Linked DNA regions of Homo sapiens: regions 1, 2, 3, 4, 5 and 7 are each linked to region 6. Evidence: chromatin loops called from intact Hi-C (ENCODE). Cell type or tissue: HCT116. All regions are shown on one strand. Each heading gives the region's core, and the rest is flanking DNA. Links, peaks and the distances in the headings are about the cores only.

The links. Hi-C counts contacts between places; a loop is a spot of excess contacts. Peaks named below come from ENCODE experiments on the same cell type or tissue, not always from the same donor. Only the 100,000 strongest peaks of a DNase experiment are listed, where the experiment ranks them.
Region 1: it touches region 6 in a loop (4-fold over the local background); 2 of 110 quality-filtered maps call a loop at or near these places.
Region 2: it touches region 6 in a loop (4-fold over the local background); 17 of 110 quality-filtered maps call a loop at or near these places.
Region 3: a loop joins it to region 6, with 4 times the contacts of the local background. A loop is called at or near these places in 7 of 110 quality-filtered maps.
Region 4: it touches region 6 in a loop (5-fold over the local background); 15 of 110 quality-filtered maps call a loop at or near these places.
Region 5: a loop joins it to region 6, with 4 times the contacts of the local background. A loop is called at or near these places in 35 of 110 quality-filtered maps.
Region 7: a loop joins it to region 6, with 2.1 times the contacts of the local background. A loop is called at or near these places in 9 of 110 quality-filtered maps.

Annotation. Positions count from the first base shown.
Region 1 is chr4:31,235,684-31,240,026 of GRCh38, forward strand. No RefSeq gene overlaps it. Among named protein-coding and RNA genes, the nearest start is that of LINC02497, 67 kb to the left of the region's middle. RefSeq lists an enhancer at 877-2,076. In HCT116, for the core only: no CTCF peak of the experiment used is centred there; DNase peaks (open chromatin) are centred at 1,288 and 1,748; H3K27ac peaks cover 4,000 bases.
Region 2 is chr4:31,033,583-31,037,925 of GRCh38, forward strand. All of the region lies in intron 2 of PCDH7 (protocadherin 7), which reads left to right. Among named protein-coding and RNA genes, the nearest start is that of LINC02497, 140 kb to the right of the region's middle. In HCT116, for the core only: no CTCF peak of the experiment used is centred there; DNase peaks (open chromatin) are centred at 1,579 and 1,939; H3K4me3 peaks cover 841 bases; H3K27ac peaks cover 4,000 bases.
Region 3 is chr4:30,837,903-30,842,245 of GRCh38, forward strand. All of the region lies in intron 1 of PCDH7 (protocadherin 7), which reads left to right. Among named protein-coding and RNA genes, the nearest start is that of PCDH7, 120 kb to the left of the region's middle. In HCT116, for the core only: no CTCF peak of the experiment used is centred there; DNase peaks (open chromatin) are centred at 2,097 and 2,459; H3K4me3 peaks cover 1,732 bases; H3K27ac peaks cover 4,000 bases.
Region 4 is chr4:30,948,285-30,952,627 of GRCh38, forward strand. The region is part of intron 2 of PCDH7 (protocadherin 7); the gene reads left to right. Among named protein-coding and RNA genes, the nearest start is that of LINC02497, 220 kb to the right of the region's middle. In HCT116, for the core only: no CTCF peak of the experiment used is centred there; DNase peaks (open chromatin) are centred at 527 and 2,707; H3K27ac peaks cover 4,000 bases.
Region 5 is chr4:31,671,833-31,676,175 of GRCh38, forward strand. No RefSeq gene overlaps it. Among named protein-coding and RNA genes, the nearest start is that of LINC02501, 170 kb to the left of the region's middle. In HCT116, for the core only: a CTCF peak has its summit at 2,678; a DNase peak (open chromatin) is centred at 2,669.
Region 6 is chr4:30,712,400-30,716,742 of GRCh38, forward strand. LOC124900844 reads right to left here. Exons shown (of 1, transcript XM_047416545.1): 1 at 4,232-4,343. Among named protein-coding and RNA genes, the nearest start is that of PCDH7, 5.8 kb to the right of the region's middle. In HCT116, for the core only: CTCF peaks have their summits at 2,213 (motif pointing right) and 3,854; DNase peaks (open chromatin) are centred at 2,212 and 3,852; H3K27ac peaks cover 2,998 bases.
Region 7 is chr4:30,786,840-30,791,182 of GRCh38, forward strand. The region is part of intron 1 of PCDH7 (protocadherin 7); the gene reads left to right. Among named protein-coding and RNA genes, the nearest start is that of PCDH7, 69 kb to the left of the region's middle. In HCT116, for the core only: no CTCF peak of the experiment used is centred there; a DNase peak (open chromatin) is centred at 2,492; H3K4me3 peaks cover 999 bases; H3K27ac peaks cover 4,000 bases.

The DNA.
Region 1 (4,343 bases), core at 119-4,118, 520 kb after region 6:
TTTTAATAAATAGTGAAAAGTAACACAAGCAAATTGAGCTAATTAAAGAAAGTGGAAAGGAAAATAAATTATCTTTTGTTCAGAAAGACAGTTCTAGCTAGGACACAATGGCCCATGAGGTATTATGAGAAAGCCAGAGAATATAAAGGACATGAGGGAGTCACTTACCTTTGGAAAAATAAAATAATCTTTAGAACTAAATATTTCTCCTTTTTTGCTATAGAAATATATTTATTTTATATTTTAAAATTGTACAACTATTATGTATCCATAAAAATTAAAAATAAAAAAGGCCTGAATATTTCTGCAACCTCACCCTTTCCTTTAATTTTCCTTCCCAATGGCTTCAATTCATTAAATTGCTTTCCAACCAATCTCCCTGTCTACAGTCTAGCCCTTTCTACACCACTGCCAGAATGAGCTCTTACAAATTCAAATCTGATTATGCCATTCTCCAGCTCAGAAAGCTTTAATGACTCCCCAGAGCTCTGAGTGAAAAAAAATCAAAGCCATAGAATGGCACATAAGCTTTGCCACCTGTTTACCTCTCTACGCCTTCTCCCTCCACCTCATCACCAGCATTACGAGCATCAGCAACAAAACAAGGCTCTCTGTTCCCTGAATGTACTTTTTCTTTTGGATCTCTTTGCACATGATTTCTCCTCCCCCTGGCAAACTCTCCCTGCCTTTGAATACATTTTCAGTTCTTATTCACCCTTTAAAAGAATTTTCTTGCATCTCTATGACGACTTCTCTACCCTCTGCCCCAGGCCCCTGAAGCCACGAGGACTGTCTCAAACAGACCCAGGCTGATAGAATGGCAGCAAAAGCTGCACAGATACCACATGAAGGCAGCCCTTTATTTGACTTCCAATTTTGTTATGGTTATAACTGTTGAAACCTGATAACGCTACTTGGCTTCTCTCAATTTCAAATTCCTTGGCAAAATGGAGATATGCTGATGCAAAAATTTGAAGTTTGTGGGGATGACACACAATACAGACTAAAGTAGGGTCATTGTCATTTACAGAAATTTACATTTCCAATTGGGAGGGTATATTTCACCTTCAAGTCTTATTTTCCTTTGGAGAGGTAGTTTGTGTCATCTTTCATATCCGTAGTACCTCATACAACCCCAGGGAGTAGGGTCTATCATTATTTCCACTTATAGAAGAGGAAAGTGAGTCACAGAGATTATTAAATCGTTGCTCAAAATGACAAACCTTGCATGTGTGGGTGCTGGGCTTTGGCCCTAAGCAGTCTGGCTCCAGAGTTCGTATTCCTAATCAGTAGTCTACGCTGCTTATGCTGTTAGTCTATTATAAGACTCTGACAGTCCTAGACGGTATTTCCACTTTGTAAGATTCAGCTTCTTGACTGGTCAAACAGGAGAAATAAAAATTTGTGAGGTAGTGGAGAACATCAAAGCAGACAATGAATGGTGAGCACATTAGTGCTTAGCACGTGGTAGTGAGTTGATGCTAAACTTATGTTGGTTCCCTGATATTTAAATGCCTCTTTCTAATCAACAATAGATAATGTGAAATACATGTACACATTGTTTCAAACTAATTCAGATTCTTCAAAACACATGTGGATAGCATAAAGGGAGGGACCTTTCACATTTCCAGATTTACTTATAATCATGATCCCTTGCCCCACTTGCCAGACACTGTAACCACTTCTAACAATGGTGACTCATGATTTTCCAGAATATTCCATGTAACATCATGCCAATATCTTCATTCTGTGTATTATCTCTGTTTTGAATTCTCTTTGATCTCTTCAATGACTTACAAATTACTCATCCTCTAAGGTGTGGAATTCTTCCAACCTTCCTGGGTAGAATCAAATGTTCTCTGTTCTACTCCCAATAATTTTTACTCTCTCAGAGCACACATTACCTTTGCTTACAGTGCCTTATTTGTATTTTTGTTTTTCTTACTGGATAAGTGATCTTTGAGCATTGGCTATGTTTTGTAATTTTATGAATCCCATAGATGATCTAACACAGTACCTGGCACATGACAATTACTTAGTGAGTGACAATTTGGGGTTTGCACCTGGTTTGTTCACAGCCACTATGGGTATAGACTAAGGGGAATAATTTCATAAACAGACTTATCTTCTGTATAGTTTAATTTTGTTGTATAACTAAAATGTCTAGATTTATTATGATTATGTCCTTTTAAAAAATGTGTAACAACTCTGGACAGGGTGACTCTTACCTGTAATCCCAACACTTTGGGAGGCTGAAAAGAGAATGTTGCTTGATGCCAAGAGTTCAAGACCAGCTTGGGCAACATAGCAAGACTTCCTTCTCTAACAAGAACAACAGAACAACAACAAAAATAGTGACGTGTGGGTACATGGCTGTAGTAGTCCCAGCTGCTTGGGATCACTTGAGCCCAAGAGTTTGAGGTTACAGCAAGCTGAGATAATGTCACTGTACTCCATTTTGAATGACATAATGAGGACTTGTCTCTTTAAAAAAAAATGTGTAACAGTTCTTCTCAGAAATGCGAATGATTGCATATAAAGAACAGTAATTAAAATGGTACTATTTTATAAATTTACTCTTTGTATTATTTCTAGAGCACTCTAACATTAAGACATATTTGTAGATTCTGGATAATTCCAGAGTGGACTTAGTTGAGTAAGAATGAATGACAAATGCTGGCTTTGACAAATATTGGTTCTCAGAATGAGAACTCATCTCCGAACATGTGTTTTACTTATAATCTTATATTGTTTCTAGGACATCATTTGTTTCTTGAAATTATCAAATATTTCTTTAAAACCAAACATAAACCTCAAAGGGACTCTCTTTCATCTCAATCGGCATTCAGAAAACTTTTATATTTGGTAAAAACATCGTATTAAAATGGGAGAGTTCCCTGACCTTTTGCAGGATGTGCAACAGGGATAAGCTCATCTGTTGGGCTGCCACATGCTCAAATCCCTTACAGGAGGGGCAACACACAGATGGGCAGGTGCAGGAGCCAGAGGAACCAGGGAGAGTGCTTTGGGGCTCCACCTCCATGCTAGCATTTAGGGGTGGGTGCTTGCAACTCCCAAAGCCCTAGAGGGTGTGTCACAGTGCTCTTTTAGCTCTGATGTTCACAGACAGCTTAAGTGTTAACCAGCTCAGTGCCCTCTTGGGACCTGCGTTCTCATCTGGCATCCAGGAAGGATTGTAAATTAGGGGGATTTTACTGCCAGATGGAGGTGGCTCTCAACAGGATGGATGGGAAGCTGGAAAGGGGATGGAGTGGGAAGGTGATCTTTCCTTGGAGTTTGGCTGTCCTGCGGCTGATCCCCTCTCCTATGATCCCCAGACGAACTCCACCTGATGTTCAGATGTTCTTTCTCTTCTCACCTCTCTGCCGTGCCACTCCTCTGTTCCTCTGCCTTTCCATTCTTCTGTTCATCTGTTTGTAGATCCTGGGGTTTGGGGTTTATATGAGTACAGGATGGAGGGGTGTAGTGGGCCAAAAGGCAAATTTGGGTGCAAAAACAGGAATGCTTGTTCCCATTTAAGGCTGTGAATTTCCAGGCTTGAGGGTGAGGCCTTTGCTGGGGAGCCACCCTCTTCTACCCGGTATTTCCCTGCCTCCATTAATATTATTTGTTTGTCAAAATAGAGTGATTTCTCAATAAACTATTATATCACACACCGATAAATGAATTAGAAAGAAAAGTTGCTTAAAAGGATAGACATTATCTGACTTGATTTTTATAAAATAATAAAAGGAAATTCACATTAAAAATGACATTTAAGAGTCATGTCTAAAAGTTTTTTTAAAGCATTTTTATTTGAGAATGAGAAGTTGTGACATTAAGAGAATGTATTACAATATTGTTTACCATGGTACAGCAATTCTGCAGTCTGTTTAAAGCTTCAGCTTTTTGAAAGGAGGTCCAGTTGCTGCACTGTAATAATGGTTTGCCTTTATTTATGCACCTACCCATTGTTTTTGAAGTCAGGTAATAGCAGCAAATCAAATGGCATATTCTCATTCCGTGTCACACATCTTACCCCTTAAGCATTAGGATAAACAGATGTGGCTTCGCCAAAGCTGTTGTCAGCAATACACTACTTCCAGTGACAATAAATTTTTCCACTAATGATATTAGGTAGTAGAATTGGTGTTTTGCACTGTCTTTTCCCACTACTCTATTTTAAGGCAATGCCTTTGTAAACAAACACTTATATAATGCAAGGTATTACATGGTGTGAAATAGGCTTGATCCATTAGTATGTTGTGAAGTTGGGGCTTAGGAAAATAAAAGAATATAATGTGATCAGTACAGCAAGGGAAAGGAACATTCTGTGCAACATA
Region 2 (4,343 bases), core at 186-4,185, 320 kb after region 6:
TATAAAAACAAGCTTTTGGCAATGCTTTTTATTCAACATGGCCCCTTACTTGCATAGACAGTTTAATCATTACAGGCATTACCCGACATCCCCCTTTTAAAATCATTTCTCCATCCAATCCTTTAACTCCCAGTGCTTCCTAAATTTCTCACCTCCACTTTCATACTCACTTTTATACTCAGTTGCTACTTTTCTGTAGCTCTTTGTCTTTTATATTAGAAACTATCTAGGCTGGGTGTGGTGGCTCAAGCCTGTAATCCTAGCACTTTGAGAGGCTGAGGTGGGCAGATCACCGGAGGTCAGGAGTTCGAGACCAGCCTAGCCAACATGGTGAAACCCCATCTCTACTAAAAATACAAAAATTACCCAGGTGTGGTGATGCGCCCCTGTAATCCCAGCTATTCAGGAGGCTGAGGCAGGAGAATTGCTTGAGTCCGGGAGGCAGAGGTTGCAGTGCGTGGAAATCACACCACTGCACTCCAGCCTGGGTGACAGAGTGAGACTCTGTCTCAAAACAAACAAACAAACAAACAAAAAACTATCCAGATTTATCCCATCCAGCAAAAACTCAATTTATCCTATCTTGCCACAATAGTCCTCCCTAATAGATTTCTCCTGCCTCCATCATCTTCCCTTTCATCTTCTATCCCTTACTTTAATTCTCTACATCGAGTTGGACCTTGGCTTCAGAGGCATATTAAATGCTTCTCTTTATAGAAAATTACCTTCCCTCATGCATCACCTCAAAAATCTAAGCCAAGTTACCTAATTTTAAAAGGAAATGATTGTTCATTATTAGTAATATACTTTAACAATAATTACGATATAAACAGAAATTGTGTGCATTAAATATTATGGTTTTTGATTTTCAAATTTCATTGTAAATATAGCAGGGGAGATGTTACCTATTCTGAAAACACATTTTTACAATGAAGACAACTAAAGCGTAGCCGCTCAGTACTTTTACAAAATTTCAGATAAACATCAGAATTTAGAAATTGCTACTTTAATATTATCTAAGTCTCATTTTACCTACTAGTAATGCTACTCCAGAATTTTTTTAGGATTGTAAAAATCTATCGTCATTTCATCATTTCCCTGCCCATTGCTTCCACATTTATCCTATAATCTCGCCGTCTGTTTCACTGACATGGCAGACCCAGAGGGCAGGGAGCATATCTTATCTGTGAAATGCTGTATGTAAGTGTGGATTCTCTGTCAGCATTTAAAAAAAATAATAGAACTTCAAATAGGATTGATTTAAGCCTCCCTAGTCAGCAGTTAGTCTTGGTGACATGAATCACTCTTTCAAATGGTAATTTACACCTGTTACCTGCATCCACAGGTTGGAAAATGCTTACACCTTAATTAATTGCACCCTTGTGATGTGGGAGATTGTATCCTCAACTCTGAGACAGGGAGATTAGGGAATAGAGAATCAACAGCTTTTCTAATATTTCAAAGAAGAGTTTTGCAGAAGAAAATTAGAATTCAGGTCACTTTTCATTGAATGATCGATGAGGTTCTTTAGGAATCTGTGCTCTCATGGGAGAAACATGGAGATGGCATCTCTTCCAGTAAGATATGTACTTGTCCTTAGCTTATGCGGTAGCATCAATTCAATATGACCTCAGCAAGCATCTATGTTTTTTTTCCTTTTTTCCCTTTTTTTTTTTTTTTTTTTTTTTTGAGACGGAGTCTCACTCTGTTGCCCAGGCTGGAGTGCAGTGGCACAACCTCGGCTCACTGCAACCTCTGCTTACCGGGTTCAAGCGATTCTCGTGCCTCAGCCTCCTGAGTAGCTAGGATTATGGGCGTGTGCCACCACGCCCGGCTAATTTTTGTATTTTTAGTAGAGACGAGGTTTCACCACGTTGGCCAGGCTGGCCTCAAATTCCTGACCTCAAGTGATTCACTCGCCTCAGCCTCCCAAAGTGCTGGGATCACAGGCTTGAGCCACAGCGTCGGCCACATCTATGTTTCTTAATAACACTTTTGCTCTCTGCTTCTGTAGTGGCTGATATCATCCTCAGAACCAAAGAGCAGGTTGCATGCAAATTACTTTTAGGCGAGCATGACATTAGAATATAATTCCCCAAATGGTAGTGCCACCATGTAATTAAGCTACAACTGATGACAAGTATCTGACATCAGATAATCATTTAATAGAGGAAAATGGGAGGCAGTTCATTATTTTAAAACATGTTTTCTTTAAAGTTCCTTGAGGATGTGGAAGGATTTTCTTGGCTTTCAAATGATTTCAAAATGTTTGTGTGTAATTATTTTTTGGCAGGTTTTAGAAATATATTTATGGTAGCGATAAGGGTTTCCTTGGCTGACATCACTAAATGTTCATAAGACCTGTAAGTGGACTTTCACCTTTGATTTTTTCCCTACCAGAGCACATGTTGTCTGGGTTAATATGCTTTTTGTTCCTTAAACTTGAACAAAATCTTAGGAAGTGCTAAGATAGAAACTTTATAAGGTATTATAAATGTGTTTTACACAAAATGTGAAGGGTTTATTGTTATAATAGCTTAATCTGTACTTTGCTAAGTCTCATTTGGTCTTTTTCACTGAACATAGAAACTGAGAAATTGTAGTTCTTTTTTTGTATTTTTGAGATGGAGTTTCACTCTGTCACCCAGGTTGGAGTGCAGTGGTGCAATCTCAGCTCACTGCAACCTCTGCTTCCTAGGTTCAAGCTATTTTCCTGCCTCAGCCTCCTCAGTAGCGGGGATTACAGGTGTGCACCACCACACCCGGCTAATTTCTGTATTTTTAGTAGAGACAGAGTTTCACCATGTTGGCCAGGCTGGTCTCAAACTCCTGACCTCAAGTTTTCTGCCCAAAACTCGGCCTCCCACAGTGCTGGGATTATAAGTGCAAGCCACTGTGTCCAGCCTGTAGTTCTTGAAGTATAAAGATAATGGAAGATCCTATCCCCAAAAGACTCTGAAACTAACATTTTTACATACATGTGAGGTCAACTTGGCAAATTACAAAGAGAAAATTGAATTAGAGAGTGAACTATATAATGTTCATTCTTTCATCGAAAATGTTTGATTATTTATTGTGTGCAAAACACTATACTGCACTAATAGCATACTCTGTTGTGCTTGTAACTCTAAAGTCAGTACGACTTTGAAAATTCCATACCTGTATTAGTTCATTTTCACGTAGCTAATAAAGACATACTGGAGACTGGGCAATTTACTAAAGAAAGAGTTTTAATGGATTCACAGTTCCACATGTCTGGGGAGGCCTCACAATTATGGTGAAAAGTGAAAGGCATGTCTCTCATGGTGGCAGACCAGAGAAGAGAACTTGTGCTGGGAAACTCCCCTTTATAAAACCATCACATCTCATGAGACTTATTCACTGTCACAAGAATAGTGTGGGAAAGATCCACCCCCCTGATTCAATTACCTCCCACCGCGTCCCTCCCATAGCACATGGGAATTGTGGGAGCTACAATTCAAGATGAGATTTGGGTGGGAACATAGCCAAACCATATCAATACCTTACTACCATCTTTACCTCTCCAACATCATCTCCTGCGTTTTGAGTTAATGTTATTTAATTGTCTCATGTTATTTTCTGCATTTCTCTAACCCCATCTCTGCCTTGTTCTCTATCCTTGAAAACTCTTGCCTGATCTCCCTGAAATTCAGTTTGTTCATCTGTATGTTGGGAATAACAATGTAACCTAAAAATTGTGAATTAAATTAAATAAATTCATGAAATATTTTGCTTAATTATTAGCATATACTAGTTAAGCAGCGATTACTTGCTAATATTGCCATTATTGATATTCAGAGTTCAGCTTAGATATCAGGAGCTCTCCTGGAAGGGGATCTCCCTGGTCCCACTACACTGTGTTCATACTTCTATTTGCAAGTCTAGCCATGTTCTATGTTACTGGGAACCTAATAATTGATGAGTGCCTTGAGAATATGGGCCATGTGTTATTTCTTCCTGTATCTTCAATGATTAAAATATTCAAAAGTCTCAAGTGTTGGAAGAAATGCTCTAGAATATAGACACATGGCTGATAGTAGTTGGGAATATTTTACCTTCTCCCACTGAAAGCAATCATTCTTTCATATCCATTGCTCTCTTTTCTAAAAGAAATGCTGGTGAGTGTACTCTAGAGACATTTAGCCAGTTCTCACTTCTCCCACCCCTTCTCTGCTGTGAGGCCAGCATTTGTGGTGTGGACTTTGCTTTAAATGCTGGAAACCTAGAGGAACTATAATATCATAATAGTATGGTGAAAGAAGGAGGCAGCAGTTCAAGTAGACAGGTCTATGTGACAAGTGACAGATAGATGATGGGTGTTT
Region 3 (4,343 bases), core at 220-4,219, 130 kb after region 6:
ATATATATATATATAACATTATTGTGTTTGAATCCATTAATGTCTTATATGAGACCAATTCTGTTCCAATTTGGCATTAGCAATCCACAAGAGCATGTTAAGTTCCAAAATATTGTAGCGAAATATCTTCTTCATCATGCTGGGGCTGGGGGCTAGGAGAGATAATCGACTTCAGTTGTGTACAGAATGCCTGGGTGCTCCATATGGCCTATTTTCCATTGGCAAGTGAGTCCTTAAAATCTTAGGGAATTCTGCTACATATGCATAAATATTATAAATTAATGTTCTAATGTGCTTTGAGGCCCTTGCTGAATGAATGGCAGGCAAAATGAAATGAAAAATAAAACATTTTTTAAAGAAACCATAGGCATGTGGTTCTCCCCAGGCACTGGAATTAGGAATTTGATATACATTTTTTTTTTATTTTAACTCAATGACTAGATCCTTCCTTTTCTGGAATGAACTCTTGGGAGATGTACTTAAATTAGGCCTTTTCTTGACACCTTAGCATTCAGAAGGGGCTGTAATCATTCCAGTCAAATCCCTTGCCTCGTTCTTAACTTATCAATGTTTCTCAAACACATTTTAAAGGGTTTTTTTTCCCCCTTTTAAAATAAACATAGACAATGCATTAAGCCACGTGGAAGTGATCTATCAGAAAGCTTATCTAGAAAAACAGCACTCAATTAAGAAGCCAGTCCCTGGCTTTGCTAGAGCAGCTCAGGCAGCCCAAGAATTCTTTTTCTTTTTTTTCCGTCTTTGTATTTTTTTTCTTTAGTGAAGATTCAGATTGGTTCTCTCTATGCACATCCTGGAAGTGGAAAGAACTGTGGATCTTATTTTCTGTGGCAGAACAGTGATTTACAGGGAAAATAGTTCAACTGAGAACCACTAAATGCAGAAAGTCTAGCATCCAAGACTATACCCTCAGATCAGGGGCCAACGTTTCTTAGAAATCAACTCATCCACATGTTGAAAAATCTAACTAATTTATGGACTATAGGGAGAAAAGCATCTCCCTACTTTCTTCCTACCTTCCTTCCTTCCATCCTTCTTTTTTTAAGGTATTTACTTTGAAGTATTACATTAGTAGGCAGAGACTGAGTAAAATCAAGTAACAATAGAGCACTAGTATGAAAGGGCATCCTGAATTTATAATATTGTTTCTCCAATTAATAATTATTAAATATACAGTATATATCTATGTTATATGTAGTATATATAATAATCACAATTGCTATATATAATAATTGCTATGTATTATGTAGTATACTCTCTCTATATATATGTGTGTACATAACCAATTAATAATTACTAAGTATTTTGGACCTGAATTATCATTATTCATTAGTAGAGATAATATAGCCAAAAGGAATGAGAAGGGGACTTGTAGTCAAGCTGACTTAAGTTCAGTCCTCAAATTTCTTGGGCCTAATTTCTTCATATGTAAAACAGAAGTAACGATAGTTTTTATATAGCTATTGTGTGTAAGCTGCAAAATATGCTAAATACCTGGAATAGTGTCTGGCTCATGGAAATAATAAGTGGCAGCAAGTATGATTTCGTATTATGCAAGTTGAATAATAATTATTGGCATCCTAGGCCCATCCTTATGGGGGTCACGGTAATTTTTATTTTTTGCCATAGAACCTGTGATGAGAGAAATGTAACACTTACCCCAGGTCACCCAATAAGTCACTCTATGTCATTAGGACTTAAGGGTTTTCAGCTTCACTGTCTGATTTCAGTCCATTAGGCCACAAAGTCATCAAAACAAACCAGAAAAGAGCACCATCAAAAGCAAAAGTAATAAAATCAAAGGATCCTGGAGCAGTATTGTACTAAAAGCCATCTGCTATCTTAGTCTATATTCTCAACCCTCTTGAAATGTTATTTGTAAAGCTTTAAAAGGCTTGACTGGAAACCTTCATGTCTTTTTAAAGATACAGTATATCTATTGCTGACTCATGCATGCTAAATTAAGAATTGTAATATGGGTTTTTGAATATACATCAGAGAAATGCCAATACTTTTTCCATTGCCAAAGCCCTTAGGCTTTTGCTGTTGAGAAAGAGGCTTTATGATTAGCTAAGCAAATGATTAGTGCGACAGTAGCAATGATGATGAGTGTGTGTGTGTGTGTGTGTGTGTGGTTTTGTAACTGTTTGGAGGAGTAGGGGTAGTTGAACAAAATATTTGCACCACTGAAATGATAATAAATATTGGTATGCATTTCTTTTCAGTTATTTTTTTTTTAATCTAATGTCCTTATCTGCCTGCTAGGATTTCTGTGCCATAATCAGGTAGGAGAAAAAAAAGACACAAAACTGCTGTCTTAGCATTTCCACTTGACTTTGGTGCCTTGTCTCCCTGCCTTGCTCTGTCGGATGTCCTTATTCTTTCCACTTCTTTTCTCATTTGGACTTGGCAGGAATGCCTTAGCTCAGTGCCAGTGTGGTAACCTTAAACTCGCTTACTTAAGTGGCTGATCTCATCGCTTCCTTTATGTGGTTTGTGGGATTTTTCCCCTCTTTGCCTTATTACGTCCCTTGACCACCTTGCAGCTTCATCTATCTCATACTTCCGTTATTGTATTATCCTTTAAAAATAAAACAATAAATATTTAAAACATAAAGCATTTTTATGATAGTTGTGGGGGTAGATATTTTTATAGAAACAATAATGAGAAAAAAAATGGATTTCTCCAAGCTTTATAAAGCCCCAACTACGCAGAGGGCAAATTCTCAAGTTACAGGATTCTACTTGTCCTATTTCTGAGGAGCAGAACAAAATTTTTTTTGCAGATATTTTAAGAGATGGCAAAACAGGGAAGCAAACCAAAGTCATTACAAAAGCCTCCCAGTGTAGACCCAGCCATCTGCATATAGTTCACAGAACTCTTCTGTTTATTTATGAGTCGTGGAATGTGTAAAGCCAACTTCTAGCTGTAAAAGGACGTACAGTTGCTCTCATATAATTTCTTTGGCCCTTTTTTTTTTTCTGCAAAACCAAGAGTTTGCTTTCTCATATTCAAGGAAACACTGCCATGCATAAGGACCCAGTTTTTGGGAATTCCGATTCTTTTGCAAAAGCATTTTAAATGACAACTAAAAAATACACTTAAAACGTAAGACTATGGAATTTAAATAAATGCAACTGATCTTGATATATATATCTCGAAGCACTGCACCTGCCTAAAAATACTTTTTCATAGTTCTAATGTACTCTGTAAAAGAAACAGAATTAAATTGAAGAAAGAAACCTTCATTTTTCAGTATAATTTGGTTCTTTTCAAGATAATAACCTTAGATTAAGACAGTCACAAAGAAAGACAATGAAAAAAAGTCACTTATTTTACCTTAAGACTTCACAATTTGCTTCCTAGTAATATATTTTTCCGGAGGTTTTTATAGGGGAAATGATTTCTCAAATTTCATCTTGATATAATGAGTTCAAGGAACTAAATTGTTTAGACATTAAAAAATTAAATATCTCTGCCATTCTTGTTCTGTAGTTCTGTGCTCTATCTTTTCAGTTAAAAAGAACATTATGTTTTGCAGTCCAGCAACTTCTTTGATATGATGTTTTAGTTTAATCTATCTAAAGCATTACCCTCCAGACATTCTAAGAAACTTGTTTTTCTGACGTGATGTGATTTTGTGATCTCTTTGAAACATTTTCAGCCTTAAGCATTAAGCACAAATAGATGGAAATAGGTGGTAGCTTGAATGTTTGCCCTGTAAATGTGGGTTTGGAGTTACCCCCCTGTATATGTGAAAATGTAAAATAACACATATACCCTAGAATATAAGGATATAAACAAGTACTATGCTGGGCAAGGTCAGGGTTATCTAACCCTGACTTATCTTTGTCTCCTTATAATTTCCAGTGCATCTTGGCTAATATCTGGGGATAGTGTAGTTACAAAGGGGATGTTACCACCCTAAAAACTGAAAATCAAATTTAATATTCTCCTGAGTTGTCCATTGAGACAGATAATCCTCTGGTTTATACATTTAAGACCCTTACCACTAGAATAGGTGTCAGCAGGTTAATATTATATATTTTTTTAGGAATGTTGAGTCTGAGAACATAATTTCAGAGAAAGTGGAAGGAAGAAAGACAAAGACCGTTGGTCCCATGAGCTGGGTATGAGGATGAGAGGAGAATCTGATGTGGAAAACATATTTGACATTAATAAAATCTGGGCTCAAGTCTTCCACCTCTGCTCTTAGTATCAGTTCCAGCTATCTACAATATGATAGGCAGAGGTATAAATTTATTGGAAATAATTTCTTTATTACTTGTAATATTTTATATGGTGCTCTGTATATGGGGTTGGG
Region 4 (4,343 bases), core at 229-4,228, 240 kb after region 6:
TATGCAAAAAAAAAAAAAAGCTATATTTCATGCTAGATGCAAGATCTGGCCACAAATTAAGAGCATGTGGATTCTCCTCCTTTTTGGTTTTTGGCTTATGAGATTCCCACATTTGCTTCTTCCAAAGACAAAATTCTGATCCCAAAATAATCACTGAGGAATATTTAAATGTACAAAAAATTAGGTTTAATTTTTTCAACTTTATTTTACTGAAATGCAGAGGTTTTAACTTTGAAGGGGAATTCAAACTTTAAAATATTACATGCAATATCAATTAATGTTTTAAGTTAAATACAAAATTATAGAAATTTATAGAATCCCAAGCAATGGTGCAAAAAGTATATGCTCAATAATATCAGTTTAAAATTAAGTTTGCTACTTTGAGTTGTTTCTTTTACATCAGAGGGCCTAGATGCTACATATGCCTTCAGAATTCTTTGATGTTAATCTCTTATGACAACCAATTAGTTTCCAAATTTCTCAACTCAAGGGCTGACTAATACTATTGCCTAAGCCTTAGGTGGGTCATGTTATTTTAACTAGATACGATGGCTAATCATAAGGAGTGTGTCAAAGACCAGAGGAGTTGAAAACTGGGAAATTTGGAGACACCCTGTCTAAACAGGATTAAGGCTAAACGAAAAGAATTATTGTTTTCCAAACCCTAATGATCCTTGTGATAGCTGCTTTCCCAAACATTGGGATTAAAGGTTAGATTCACATTTAGAAACAAGAATGCAAACACGTATTCATGAATAGCCCTGTCTTTAGAGAAAAATTCATCAATGTCCTAGCCCTTGTGTATCTAATACACTAAGAAACATATTTGTGTATGAAGTCACACACAGGAAAATTAATTCTCTCCTATATTTCATTTTTTTACATTACTTTTCTTCATAAAATACACATCTATTTTTGCAAGTTTATCTTCACTGTGTATAAAAGCTTTTCTAAAGAAACAGTTTAAGAGAAACATTTTTTATATATGATTTGCATTTAAATATAAACATACAAAGTTAAATATTTCTTTTAAAATAAATTCTAAGAGAAAAAAATTGTACCAGTGTTTGTTTTGCAGTGGTAGTATTGCAGAGGTTATTAAAACAACTAATCTTTATTAAAATTCAAATAATTTACTGCCATCAACTGTTTGGTATACAATTTAATTTATTTTTATAAAATTCTGTGCATTTATACTTTTTGAAAGTATACATAGTCCAGATTAAACCATGTCCACAAAAATATAATTAAAACATGAACATTTTAAAAACTTTTATTAGTTTGACCTCCTCCAGTATATAGGGATTCTGTTAAATTAATTTTTTTTATTAAGTTAATAAGTTGAAGTTGTTTTCATGTCAAAATTACATGTCCTTAGGAGGACATGAAAAGGAAGGTGCATTGTGAGACAGTTATATAACAGCTAGGTAGAGACAGAATGAGATGATAATCCTACTGTATGTTAGAAAGAAAATACATATCTATTTGGTATTAGAGTCATCTTATAGTTTTTTTCTGTTGTAAAAAAAAGTTATGCCCATATGTGAAGGTCCTGCCTAGTTAAAAAATGAGGATAAAATGGTGGCTCATTTTGTAGCAGCCAACTGGGTCCCTGGATTTGGAGAATCATAGTTGAAAGACTGTTCAAATTAACACATTTCAAAATACTAATTTGTTTAGATTGTCTTTGAAATTTATATAGATTCTTTTTTTAAAGAAAGCAAACAAACTCAGGGTTTTTGGAAATTGTTTTATTGGCGAGGTCTATGGATGGACACCATTGTATAGGGGCTGCTGATTTTCCCTTTACATATTTCCCCATCTCCCTTCCCCAGGTGTTGCTGCCATCACTACCTTTCCCTTCCTCCCCTTTCCTCATGGCAAGACGCATGGAAGAAGAGTGCTGTTAAGGCCTCTCCATTAATCAACAGGTATGGTGGTTCTCATGAAACAGTGTAGCTGCCCCTCTTCTGCATTCTCCATTAATAGTCTGTCTCTTACATTTACAAGGTGCATTCATTCACTACACAGAGCCTTCTATATGGAAGAATTGTTCAACTTGAGTTTATATGTTTCACCGTGTTATGTATTACCTAAATCCCTATACAGTGGTAGATTTTTCTCAATGTATAGAGTTTAGAAGAATTAATGATATTATTCTCAGGGAAAGTTGCTATGCAGTTTCCTCAACAAAATATGTATAAAATAAATGGAACTTGTATGTATGAATATGCCACTTTCAACATTCTACAAACAATCGTTATATAACACATCTTTGAAAGTATAAAACAGGAATATTTCTGTGAATTTTATTTCAAAATTTAATAGCATTTGCATCTTCAAAAGCATTGCACAAAATTTTATGCACATAATTATAATACTCATCTGGTTATAGAAAATTAGGTATAAGCTAGTTTAATAAATCTAAATACCCTACAAAGCTATGCCATTCAGATGTGAAAGCTGAATGCATGCTAATTACTTTCTGCAACTTTCTTTCGTCAACTCAGCTGGTGGCATTTGAGGGAGACAGAGGGGACTAGGGACTGTTTGTTCAGTCCAAGATATCCTTCATTCAGGGTGCTATATTTTGAAAGGAGCTAGGCCCTCAGGGCTCAAACTCCAGCAGAGTCATAACCTATAAAACATGAACACTCAGTCATCACCAGGAAGCACCCGCCTTCTTGACTTCTTTTTTCACTAGTGAAACGAGTCCTCCCAGCTCCTGCAGGGGCTTGTTTTGATGTATCAGGCTTTGCTTATAGTCTTGTGACTCTCTCAGGTTCTTTGAGACACATGACTAAAATGCTACCTTTGGGCTAGGAAGATTCCTGGCAGATGACTTAGAAAAATAGTGTGTCTATGGGTGTGTATGTGTATAGCAGCATTATTTGTAGTATTCTTTAAAACGGTAGCAGAATTAAGACTTGTCTGTGTACATAAACAAAGCAAACCATTTCAATTTACATACATTTTCACCGAACATTAAAAGATCATATTCCATTTTTCTACTGTATTTGAATGCATTGGAATACGGGAGAAATTGAAAAGGGAATGGATGTTAGTCTGGACCATTAATCTTCATTTAGAAATGTATGGCTTTCTATTAGATAAAGCTCTGATCATTGAGTATCTTTCATGATCTCACTTCTACCCATATTCCTTGCCTTTATATTTTGTTTTAACCTTGAGCACACACTGCACTCTGTGCTCTGCATCTTTCCCAGAGGGTGCAATCTTTCATGTCCACAGGTCTTCGCACGGTTAGGTCCCTCCGTCTGGAAGGCACTTTACTCATGGCTGTTTGGAAAATTCACATACAAAAAATAATAACAGCAACCATGTACTGAGGATTTATTTTGTATGGGCACAATGTTAATGAGTTTCACTTCCATTTTCTTGATTCATCCACACAAAGAAACAATGAGTTAGAAATTATTATTCATTTTATGTAATAGGTAAGAAAACTGAGAGGTGGCGAAGTTGAGAGGGGACAAGATCACTCAGGATTGACTCAAGTGGGACATGCCTTATACAGCTTCTCCTCATTTCTCCCCAGGAAAGCAGTACTCTCGTTCATGCTCACCTCTTGAGTTACTAGAGGGCAATGATTCCACCTTATGTTTTATGAGCTCTTCAATGTCCACAGTATTTGTTACTCACTAAATGTTGATTAAATGAATGAATGTTCACAAAACAGCCTTTTGTCTTCTTCTCCTGAACATGGGCCCTTCCCTTCACCCATACTTCTCTCTATTCTGTTTTTATTCCCTACTTAGCTTGTTGCTCTTGGCCATTATTAGCTTCATAGACTACTCAATATATTTTCTATAAGAAATAATTTATTACTTTTCCTAAAATAATTTAGGACCTGTAACTACAAACTGAATCAATATAAAATAATTTCATCCCCAGAAAAGGAAATTGGTAATTCAAATCCTGTAACATTTATCAAATCTAATGGCAGGAAAGGAAGCACAGAAACACTTGTAACTCACACAGAAAGAAGAAAATTTAACCAAATTTTTTTAAAGATTTGAGGAAAGGAAATTATGAAAATTATACATGGGATTATAGGAAAATAAAGAGGCTATGCTTGAATAGGAAAACAGTTGTATCAATTTACCACTAAAGGAAAACAGTGGATAAGTAAAAAGACAGATAGGAAAAGAGGCCAAATTAAGGAGAAAAAAAAAATCTTTGAGAAAAAAGAAGCAAAATAATTTTGGAAAGGTGAATTAGGAGTAACAAAATGAAGGAAACATGTCATTAAAAACCACAGACACTGAAAGGATGTTAAAAGAATATGAATTAAATTGGGAGGGAAAAAATCAATGCAGGTA
Region 5 (4,343 bases), core at 195-4,194, 960 kb after region 6:
TTTAACCGTTTTGACTTATAGTAACCTTACAAGAAGTATAGTAATGGTAGTAGTAACCTTGTAAGAAGAAAAGCCAGTAAATAAAAATAAAAAAAATTGGCCTATGGGGTAGGATAAAAATCAAGAGTCATGGGTTATGGGAGCAAAGGGAGAAGAGAATTTATGTACTTCTCAGATGTTAGAGAATAAAAAAAGCATGTTGAGTAGGATAAAAGTCACATCAAAGAGAAACTGGGAGCAAAGAAATCAATCAACACCATTATTTATTTAACCAAACTCATGGATTTAGTTTATGTGATATTTATTTACCTTTTTTGCTCTAGGTGCTGCAGTAGGTATTGGCAATATAAGGATTAATGTAAAATAGTTTCTATTTGACTAATGTAAAATAGTTTCCAGCTTAAAGAAACTACTTGAACTTTCTTTTTTAACTCTTATTTTAGGTTCAGGGAAACGTGCAGTTTTTCAATACAGGTAAATGTGTCACAGGGGTTTTGTGTATAGATTATTTCATCACCCAGGTACTAAACTTAGTACCCAATAGTTATTTTTTCTGATTGTCTCCCTCCTCCCACCCTCCACCCTCAAGGAGGCCCCAGTGTTTGTTATTCCCTTTATTTCTCATTACTGAGCTCCCACTTATAAGTGAGAACATGCAGTATTTGGTTTTCTGTTCTTGCCTTAGTTTGCTAAGGATAGTGGCTTCCAGCTCCATCTATGAAGAAACTACAGGAACTTTAGAAAGCATTAGAGTCACCAGTGCTTCTTCTTAACATTCTCCAGATCCCATCCCACAAAGTTTTTGATTTAATGTAAATTAAATTATTGTCCAGAAAAAACAATTTTATAAAAATAAGCAAACTGCACGGTTATGAGTAGGTGACTGAAGGAGCATCCTGCAATAAAACAACTTAAGTGATTATACAAAGAATTTACTTTAAAATTAATAGCTGCAAAAGGAGCTTTAAATATAAAATTGTTTCTTATTTGATCTTAAAATTTTCTTTCAGAATTTGAATCAAAAAATAGGTTCTAATTTATTTCATTTATCATCTTGTATTCCATTTCATTATCTAAGCTTCTGAAAATCAAAATTGTTACATGGTGTTTGGAAAATATTTAAGGAACTAACTCTTTTGTTAGCCTAAAACATGAGAGATAAAGTTGAATAGCTACATTATTCCACATAAGCACTATTTTATGAAGGTGTACACTGAAATTATATAGGATTTCAATATAATTTGTGAAAAAAAAGGTCGTGGGATTTAAGATTTAAAAATGAATTTTTGGTTATAAATATAACCAAAAATAAGGACAAATTATGAATATCAGTTGGATAAATGCTGCTCATGTGTGTGACGCAGGTAGAAGAAACAACTATCTACCATTATTAATTTAGGCATTGCCCATGTGAGTCTAATGTAATTAATACATACAGAATTCTAAGAGTGTTCCAAAATATGACTTTATACTCCCAACATGAGGAAGAAAACACCTAAATACCCGGTTCCATGATTCTGACCCCCTTTACCTCAATTTGTATAGGTCAAGTGGTCTCAGCTGGATCCCTTGGTTTCAGCTAGGTCTAAGCGTGTCTTGTCAGCTCAGTTACAGAGTCAAAATTTGCATGAGGGTTTGTTAAAACAGGTGTGACGAAACACACACACTTAAGAAAACAAAAACAAGGTAAGAACAACCAGTGCTATGTATCTGGTATATTGGGCCCTTGACCTGAATTCCTTGATTTTTGATGAAATGTCAAGCAAATGAGATGGGATGTCTGGAAGAGCTATATTTACTAGAACTCTAGTGATAGATTGGGAACCTGAGCAATATTGCTTTTTTAGTTACATAAGAAAGTAGTCACAAAGTGAGGGAGAGTAGCAGTCTCCTCAGTAAGGCATGGCTTTGATTGACAGAAGACTACTGTGCGTATATGAGTTCTATTGAGAGCTTTAGCCCGTTGGCAGTAGTTGTCAGAATGTCATTCACATGCAGACAGGAGAGACCTCCCATGCACATTACACTGTGTAGGTCCTCAAGACTTCAGCACTGACCATGACTAGGGTAGATGAAGGAATGTCGCTGGACATGGAGAAAACATATATGACATTATCTGTGAACTCCCTGAAATTATAGAGTAAGATATAACAGGATGGCCACAATCTCCTATTAGTATCTAAGGAAAAGATAAGCAGAGGAGCATGAGTTACATATTGCACTTTGAAAACAAGAGTCTCACCTTAAAATAAATGGTGATCTATGTACATAAGATCTGAGTATGTGTGTATAAAAATAATTGTCTGCAAGGATAGTGCCTGTCCTTAGACTATATTAAGCAATATATTACTTAGAAAAATGGTGTGGAATCCAGTGTGGAATTCTTGTTCTTGTATGATTAAGTTTTCTTTAGTTTACAGCATAATTATTTCAAAGAGCAGGTCAGAAATTATTGTCATCAACTGGATACACTGAACATATCAGTCAGTATCACCAAAGCAAACAAAATTCACAGGTGGTTCAAATGTTAGGAATTTCAAACAGAGGCATGGACAAAGTTAAGGGAGCATGTAAGGGATGCTGAGGATCTCAGACATCATCAGGACTGGGGAAGCATTACTTCTACTGGGACTGAAATTATGTTACCAGAGATTAATGATACTGGGAGCAAAAGGAAAGGCCACCTTGTGGTGCTGTGAAGGAATGCAATTATTGTCAAAAAAGAGGCTGGGCACAGTAGCTCCTGCCTGTAATCCCAGCATTCTGGGAGGCTGAGGCAGGTGGATTGACTGAGTTCAGGACTTTGAGGCCAGCCTGGGCAACATGATGAAACCCCTTCTCTACTAAAATACAAAAAATTAGCATGGTGGCACAGGCCTGTAATCCCAGCTACTGGGGAGGCTGAGGCACAAGAATTACTTGAACCCAAGAGGTGGAGGTTGCAGTGAGCAGAGATAGCACCACTGTACACCAGCCTGGGCGACAGAGCAAGACCCCTTCTCAGAAGAAAAAAAAAGTTATTGCTGAAAGCCAGTTGGTTATGGAATCTGGTGATGTAACATATCAGATCAGCCACCCTTCATCCCCACCTCAGAGAAGGGCAGAGGATTGAGAATAGGTTCTTGAAATGGAAACTGGGGATAACCCACAGAGTTTACTCTTACAGGTAATTGTTGTTTAGACAGACAATTCAGAACCTTTGTTCTCAATTGCTGGGTAATTTCTAGAGTATCCCTTTTGTTCAGGCTACAGCAAGGGTCAAATTTTAATGCAGCCAAACTAGATATGTTTGCCTGTGCAATACCATATAACTGAAAATTTAGCTATCGTACATTGAGCTGACTCAAATGTACATTACATGTTCTTGGTAGAATTGATTAATGAAAAACGTGTTTATATGTTAGAATATCATTTAAGAGTTAATATAATTTAAGTAGCTGAAAGAAAAAAGAAATCAAAAATGTTTAGGCAAGTGTTGTATTATATAATATCTTTTTATTCAAAACCTATTTTAAAGACATCTCTGTTCATATCCTAAGTGTAGACACTGTATTTTGCATGTACAGTGTCTTGATCCCTGCTATACACAAAAGCCATGGTTGAATTTACATCCACCTACCTTGCTCAATTAGTGTATTTTTAAATAGCTAAGTAAAGCTTTTTTTTTTTAATCCAAAATAGCACCCTGTGAAATGCTTGGGTCCAAAATAGAATCTATGTGAAATCCAAAAAACCAAAATAGAATTCCTACAACTCTTGAAATCTAAAACACTTGAAAATAGCTTCAGTGGGTGTGACATATCCATCACTTTCTTATTGACTTAGGGTTACTTCTTAGGACTTCTTTGTAGGTTACTTAAAAGTAAAAACACAAACAAATACACACCAAAAACCTCCTGCTGTAATTCCAAATATGTAGAATTTATTTCTGGATTTCAGTTATCACTAGCTTGCACCCCAGGCATGAAGTTTTGTAGATGAAGCATGGTGTGTGTGTGTGTGAGAGAGAGAGAGCTTGATTATGTAAATAGCTAGTAGATATCAGTTTAGTTAACCGATATTTTTACCAATGTAAAGCTTCCTTCAGATTGTATTTCTAATACTGGCAACAAGATGCAGTCTACGGAGTTCTTTGTGATCAAAAGTCAACTAGGGTACTGACTTCTAAGGAGACACACTTTTCCTTTTTTCCTTTATAAGGCTATACAGTACACATGTCACTTACCATTTATTTCTAAGGGTCATCAAAAACATATTAAAGTTACAAAGCCCATGTTAAAATCTTGTTCAGCAGAGTTAGAAAGTGAATACAGAAAGAGGAAATATATTCAAGGAAAGGAAAT
Region 6 (4,343 bases), core at 199-4,198:
TCTTCAGGTCGATGCTAAGATTTGCTCCTCTGTGGTTGTGAGACTCACAGGGAAGGGATTTATAACAATGGAATTATTTGCAGGAGGCATTGCTTTTAAAAAGACAGAGTTTAGAAAAAGCTTCTTTCTGCAGCTGTTGATTCTCAAATGTCTTCAACTCAAAATAGTCCTTTATGCCACTGTCGCATATTCTGAACCCTTCAACATCAATAAGAAAGCACCTTCTTAGCTTGGAATTTCATGTCTAATAATTGAAAGAGCTTTCTACAGACTAGTTTCTGGCTCCATACATTTAAGCCTTGATTGCACTCTATCACCCACATAGGCCTGGGAACCTATCACATCACAACCTGTGACGCTGCACCTTTGCACGACCATACTGATGAGCTGGCAAAGTGGATTTTGCGAAAATTCTTGGAAGCCATTCTACACTATGATGGCTAGCAACAACTGAACTGTGAGAGAACAGGAGTGTGAATTCATAAAAATACATTTTAACACATCCAAATTAAATGTATCCCCATCTCAACTTTCCCTTAGCTGGATCCTCAAAATGCCTGTGATCTCTCTAACACAATTTAAACAAGTAGTGTGGCAAAGAGGAAACTGGAATGAGATAAAGACGTGCTCTTAACCTATCGTAGTTAAAATTCTTACTCTTGCAAATATCAAACTCATAACTGTGCAAACACTCCCTCACTGCACCACAACTTCAAGGTCTTGGAAGAAGCTGGTACAAGTAAGAGACCCTGAAAGCTCGAGCCTCATTGGCATCACAATCAGTCTGGCCAGGAGGGTAATTCTGGAACTGGGAAACAATTGCCAGGATGCCTGCAGAGAAGAACTTTTGTTAGTTCAAAGCAATTTTCATTTATAGACCTTTAGAAAATACCGTTTCATAGGAGAAAATAAAATAGAAACAAGGGCATGGCTTTAGTTTCAGTGATACCTTTTTCAGTTCGGCATATTTTGCTCTTAACCTCTCTCTTATATTTTAAATATATTTTATTTAAAAAAATGTGGCCAGGTGCAGTGTTGGCTCACGCCCGTAATCCCAGCACTTTGGGAGGCCGATGCAGGTGGATCATGAGGTCAAGAGCTCAAGACCATCCTGTCCAACATGGTGAAACCCCATCTCTACTAAAAATACAAAAATTAGCTGGGTGTGGTGGTGCGCCCCTGTAGTCCCAGCTACTCAGAAGGCTGAGGCAGGAGAATCGCTTGAACCCAGGAGGCAGAAGTTGCAGTGAGCCACTGTATCCCAGCTAGGGTGACAGAAAAAGACTCCATCTAAAAAAAAAAAAAAAAGCACAATGCTGCCTAGGTATTAGATGAAAAAGAGAAGCTTTATATTAGATATCACTGAAAAGGCAGGGTTAAGGACTATTCCTTCCTTCCAAATTGGCAGACATGATCAGGCAGACATAATCTAACATCTGGAAAGAGAGGTAAAGAATCACTAAGGAACAGAAAGATCTGGATAACATATACTGTTAGTAATCAGTGCTGTTAGTTTAATAATGTGTCAAAACACTTACTATTTTATACCTATGTTACTCAAATTCCAAGCTTGTATTTATATTTTTGCAATTTTTTTATCCAATCATTTGCAGACAATATTGAGAATCAGTTACACAACCAAACCAAGAAATAAAAAGAACTGAAAGAAAAAAAAAAACATACATACAAAGAATCATGCTTATCTTTCCATCCCACTGTGAGTCAACAATACTTTATAAAGAGTCCTGTTCAGAGTGTCAAATTCTGTACCAGTTACTAGAAAAAATATTAACTAAACAGTTTGATAGTGTTAAAAATCACCAGATACAAATGTGTGTAGCTTTATGAAGAACTTGTCTTGTGAATGGAATTGTATTTCTCTCTGTGACTGGATAGCACACCACACCTGCTGATTTATAGGGATGTATTGTTGAACCCATATTATCTACTTTGATATGCTTCTTAATTCAGCTTTACATGGATGATTTATTTTAAAAGCACTGAAATGGGTATCGAAAAGGTACTACCACTTTCCCAAATCAATGTCAGCCTGAAGTTTACTGAATTCTTCAAGTATTGGTCCTAAGTCAAATTCACAACCAGTCTGACTTATACAGAGTTGAACAATGACTACATACCAGCACCCGTATTTCCCAGGGAAGTGAAATTCCTCTTCCACTTAGGGCTGCCCGGAACTGGTTAATGGCCTCATCTAGCCACAAGGGGGCCAAGAGGTACAATTCCATGTTAGGCCCAGAAGCCACAGTCAGAAATACTTGGGGAAAGTTCTCAATGACTGCCCTATAAGTATCAGCATCTGTCGTTAGAAAATTCATTGCTGCTGAAATAGTCAAATTTCTTATATTTCTCATTCTAGAAACATCCCACATTATGTATTTCCTAATTACAATCAATCAAATTTGTTTGAATAAAGTTTTCTACCGCCTGTTATTCAGAATGAACATAAGAAGTGGCCTAGCTAGGTCGACACAGCCAGGTGCTAAAACTTCTAAAGCTAATACATAATTTTCAACCATTCTTGTTATAAGCAAGGTCATTTGTTTGGGAATTAAATTTGTCCAAGCAATTATAATGAAATTTCTCCCCCAAATCCTTAACATGTTATCTAGCTTAGAGGTCATTATCCACAGCAGTATTTGATATATCCTGCCACGATAGTAAAAATATGCAAATCTCCCAAGTTCGTACTGCAAAGGGCATTGGTAGGTCTAATTTTACCATCAATAGTGAAAGGAGATAGCTTCAGATGACCCTAAATAATAGGATGTACTGCTTTTAACCTATCAAGGGTCTTTTTCCCAGAAGTAATCCAGATTTTATAAAATACTGTGTGCCCCCAACTTACATTTTTGTAAATGTATGAAAATTAATGTAAAGTTGAAAAAATTCATAAACTAATGATCTTGTAAGTAAAAGACAAATGCCAGTTATAGTCACTGACTGGATCTTTTTATGTGTGTCATGACTTGTAAATCTCTGCTATATTGCACATATTTTGGCATGTAAACCTTTAGAAAATGAATAAAAAATCAACTGTCAATATGTGCTAAACTTAAGGTAAAAATCATTTATTCTGTGTTATTTTAAAACCTAAAACACTCTATTGAAATCTGAAAACCAGACAGCGTGTGAGCTAATAAACACTTAAAATTTTATTTTTCAAAGCTTCTTCTTTTTTTTTTTTTTTTTGTAAATGAGATTTTCATATCGGCCTTGTGGAAATGTTTATAGTTATCCAGTAGATAGTATGAATCAACTTAGTTTAGTTTCTGTGTGCTTCTTTTATAGATACACTGTAAAATATAGCTTTGCATATGATTTCTTGATTTAAACAGCACAACTTATTCTATGTCTTGGCTAGAAACCAATTAAATAACCACTGATGCAAGCAGTTATTACCTGCTTAAAAGGAAATCTGTGGTTTCCTTATTTAAACTGATGAGTTTTAATGTCTATCAAAAAGGCTGTTATTGCAATGAATAATTTAGTCATTTCAGTCTACTAAACATGTTAATACTACAAGCATGGATTTAAGGCTGTAAAATATATCTAAAGTTTCTCAGAGTCTCAAGGATCAGAATCATACTTGGAATAGTTATGCACAGATATGTTTACTCTTTCAAGTAATATATGTTTAAAGGACAATCGTTTGTAGTAATTATTTAGAAAAGGAAGACTGAAGTATCAAATTTAGCGAAAGGGGTTAGAGAAATGGTTGATCATAAAGGCCTAGAAAACACGTCTACAGATAGAAGACCCTTTTTAAAAAGATGAAAGGTCAATGGATTTAGAGATATCCGAGTGTCATTTCCTCTGTTTGTCCCTTGGTGGAGTTCTTGAGTTACTTTCTCCTTTTCTGTCAAACTGTTTTTATCTTTCCAGAACTGGCTATCGTGTTTACTGTATTTAACCTTTTTCTCATATTATTGTGAATACAGCGTCTATTATAAATGAAAGGCCCCCTGAGATCACATCTCCAGCATCTACTTTGTATTCTTAACCATAAACTTTTGTTGTAGTTACTTCTCTTACTGTCTTTTCTTGAGGCTTGAACTACATCAGGGACCCTGAATGCTATTTTTCAGTTCAGCCACTGAAATTTCTTAACGGCAAAACAGGTTTAAGCAAGCGAGGTTAGTAGGTAAATTAAAAAAAAAAAATCTACTGAATATTTTAAGTTTAGGGTAAGATTTCTGGCACAGAAAATGAATCGTTTGTCAAGGTTTTATTAAATGCATATTAGCACGGGATGATATTTATATTTTAATCAATTTCATTTTTTACATCTTGATTTCAAAGGGGTATTTCCTTTTATTGTTCTT
Region 7 (4,343 bases), core at 186-4,185, 74 kb after region 6:
CTAATAGACCTGGATTTGTCTTGTGTAAAAAGAAATCGATTCCCAAGGGGCAGGATCACTAACTGATTAAAATGAAGCTTTGAGTTTGAAGAAAACAAAAAAGGCTTTAAAATAAGATCTCTGCAAAAAGGAATCAAACTGTGCTTTTTAAACAAGTGAAAAAAATCAAGCTCTCAATATGGAATAAAGGAGGGATGTGAGAGAGGTTTTGCAATCTTATCAATTACTGTGGGGAAACAGAATCAGATATCGCCATACTCAGGAGTATGAAAAGAAGAACAGGAAATTCTTTTTCTTCAGTTTGCACTTGAATGGACTCAAGCAAAGAGTGTGGATATGTATCTTGTTACTGTTTATAGTTAATAATGTGGAGATTAGTATATATGGGATTTCATTTGCCTTGTTTGAACTAATTGGATGCATTATATAGAAATCACCTGAGCCTGTGCTAGATCAACAAAGAAAATGGAAATGTATACCTCAGGATTGAAATCCGAGAAAATTAGACAATTCAATGCTATTTAATAACGCATTAAGAAGAAATACTATTGCCAATCAGGGAAAGTGAGAATCTAGTGAACGTGAGAGGAAGTAAAATTTAGGCAATTATTACACTTGTTGAAACATAACTTATGACGGTGTAAAAGCAGAAGATAGATCACAGTATATGTCACAGACATTTTACACAGTTTCCAACTGAATTTGGGGTTAACTATGTAAGTGTTCTAGGAATGTATGGCCATTATATCAATAAGAAACTGTCCTTTTAAATTTGTGATCCTACACATTTATATATGCAGAAGAGGGCCTTTTTAAATTTATTGAGGATGAATTGCATGCTGGAAGTACCTCTTTGCATTACAGTTACTTGCTCAATTGAAGATACTGTATAAAGTCTAATTTTTGTATGGGTGTGAAGGTATGTGTATGCACTTATGTGTGCGTGTACAAGTGGAAGGAGGTAAAATTTAATGATTAGCATTTGCACTTTGGTTTGTTACCTAGAATGTAAAGAGGTAGAGTAAACTGTCTTAAGCCATTCTGTTATCATTATTAAAGATTATTATTCACAAAGGAAGCAATTTTAAAATAGAATGACTACTTCAACAATTTGCCAATTAAATATAATATTTAATGCAATTGAGCCGTTTAAATTAAGATGATACCAACGCCTGAAAATAATGAGAGTAGGCTCATGTGAAATTAGTCTGCAGACACTTGGAAACTCATAGTGTCCTCCTTCAGGCTGTCTCACATAGCGGCAGGATGTGAATCATGGGTGCTATTATAGAAAAAAATAGGGAAATATCTGTGTTCTAACTATAACTTTTTAATTCTACCAATAAGTTACATGTGCTTTCCCCCACTTTTCTTCAACCTAAATTATATAACCAGTAATGATATATCAACATGAACAAGATAGTGAATATTTAAAGCAGACTGACATGTTTTTGTGTAGTCACCATGTGCCATAATAATTTTGAAACTGTTCTTCTCCGCTATTTGTACTCGTTTCTTTTTATCTTGCCGATTGACTTTATAGTTAAAATTTTTACCTCTTCTTTCTATGTGACAATCAACTGCAGTTAGTACCCTATCTGTAATATTACAGGGATTTTTGTCCTTATTTATGATACTATAATAAATTATAAGCCAACAAACTGTATAATTCTGTTGTATTGAATATTTTTTGTGACCAAAATAATAAAAAAAACTACTTTATAAAATGCCTATATTTCCTATTTTAACAGTCTCTTAAAAGATAATGGGACATAAAATAGGTTCATATTGCTGGCTTTTAGAATACACTCTCTACAGCTTTACGAATGGAGAGAAAAGAGTTTATCTTAGACACTTAAGATAAACAGATTTGACTGAGTTAATTATGAGAGTGTGTGGAGAGAAACACTCTGAACAAGTTAGAAGTCTAGATGTCAAATTTTGCTGTGCCACTAAACAGCCAGACATGAGGGACACATTTTTTGAGTTCATGGGTATTCAGACTTTTCAACTGGGTTTTGGAATACACTATCATTTTTAAGACAATTTTAAGTCTTAACTTCAAAGGTTTTGGTAACTTAGAAATGTTTCAAACAGATACTTAATATTCATCATCTTAATAATCAATATTGATCATTCATATTAAGAGAATCACATGCTGGTTTCCACTTAAATTGACCTCAAGCGCAAGACCAAGGGACAGTATGAATTGACAGTTGTTGCTACCTCACCATTAGTTTAACCTAATGGAAATATGTACTGAGGTATAAGTTATCGTGTTCTGGGATCAATAGGTCCCCCCCTAAGTTAATTGAAGCAAGCAGTACCCAAGTACAAAATCACTCAATTTGTAACAGAGGAAACCTTTTTGTTCTGCATCGAGTTGAATGCATTGCCTGGCAGAATATTAAAGTGCAAGAACCAGTTTTTCTTGCTCTTTACCCCTGCAAGGATTGATCAGCACATGAAGGTCTCCTTGACTTCAAAGGCATTTCTGGACTTGGATCAGCCTGATTGAGTTCAGAAGAGAAGGAAACACTAGCCCCTGATGTTTATTGCTGTAGGCTCTTTCATCTAATAGTAACTCTCTGCTTTAGAAGAAGCAACAGGCAGAAAGTCTTGTGACTTTTAATTTCACGATTAATGTTTACTTGCAAAGTGCCTCACACAGAAAATAGTGCTTTTATTTTAGTTTCCTGCTACTACTCCAACTGTGAAAGGTCAGGGAACCAGTAGGAAGCAAAATGAAAGCATGTATAGAGGGTTTTTTTTTCCTTCTCTGAAGCATGCTGACTTGCAAAATAGTGTCACTTTCAGAATCCCAAAGGTGTGGTGGATAATCTTCAGAAAGCCTTATTTAGAGCACTGGTCACACTGAATTTTTTATTTAGGTGAATTTCTGGCCATTGATGAAACCGAGATAAGGAAATCTAATTTTGTCCCATTAATTCCTTATTTTCCTTAGAAGATTAGACGAGAGAGTTGCAGACTTCCACCTACCAAATCTCTCTTATGTCCCCCTGTTTCTAAATAAACCTTCTACCCTTTCCTCTTGCCTCTATTTTGGGGGAAAAGAAAAGGAAGACTAAACTTGGCTCAAGGAAAATGGCTATCTACAGCAGAAGAACAGCTGTGAATGAGAATCACCAACTGAAAACTTATGTGCAGAATCCATCATTAGATTTGGACTCGCATGAATAAAAATGTCACTAAAATATAAAACAAAATCCAAAATGTGCTATTAAGGATCAAAACCTTGCTTTTGGTTTTAGTTCTTGTTATTTTTTTGAATGCTATTATTTCACTTCCCTGTTTGGTAAATACACTTTAGTTGAACTGATTCTAATATTTCTCTGATGACTTTTGAAACTTAAGTTACTGAGTCAATTCTGTAGAGGCGATATATTCATTGCTCTCTTAATATTCTTGTTAACCTCCTGAAGAAGATACTATTATGTTCATGATACCCATCTTGCAGATGAGGAAAATGAGATACACAGAGTTTCAGTAACTAGTAAAGCTACAGAACTAGCAGGAAGTGGAACTGGACTTTGAGTCCAGAGGTCACACTCAACAGGAGGGCCTCAGAGCTTTGATGCCAAATAGTAATTAATAAATTGAGAACTATCTAGGGATGCAGAGAGGAATTTTATGGTTCCTTAAATCACATAACCAGTAGCTTGATGGATTCAACTTGCATTACTTAAGATGGGAAAGGTACTCATTAGTTCTAGCATACAGAAATATTGGATGAAGATGAAATCTGATATAGAAGATCTGCTTTAAATATTGTAGACAGGGCTGGCCATGGTGGCTTATGCATGTCATCTCAGACTTTGGGAGGCCAAGGTGAGAGGATCAATTCAGGTTAAGAGTTCAAGACCAGCCTGGGTAACATAGTGAGACCTCATCTCTACAAAAAGTAAAAAACAAAATTAGCCGGGTGTGGTGGCAGGTGCCTGTAGTCCCAGCTCTCAGGAGGCTGAGGTGGGAGGATTGCTTGAGCCTGGGAGGTCAAGGCTGCAGTGACCCGTGTTCACAGCACTGCACTCCAGCAAGAATGACAGAGAGAGACCTTGTCTCAAAAAAAACAAAACAAAACAAACAAACAAAAAACAATAAATAAATAAATACATGCTGTAGACAGAAAAAAAGGGAAATTCTTTTCCAATTTACCTGCTTTGTGGGCTTAACGTATGTTCCTGTATATATGTATAATTTGTGTCAAAAAACATTTTGAAAATGAGTATCTTGCCACTGGAACCTAGATGGAATGAGGAAAATGGCAACTGCATTCTTTGAACAGGGAGCGTTCACAGCCTAATGGGGTCACAGCCAACCAT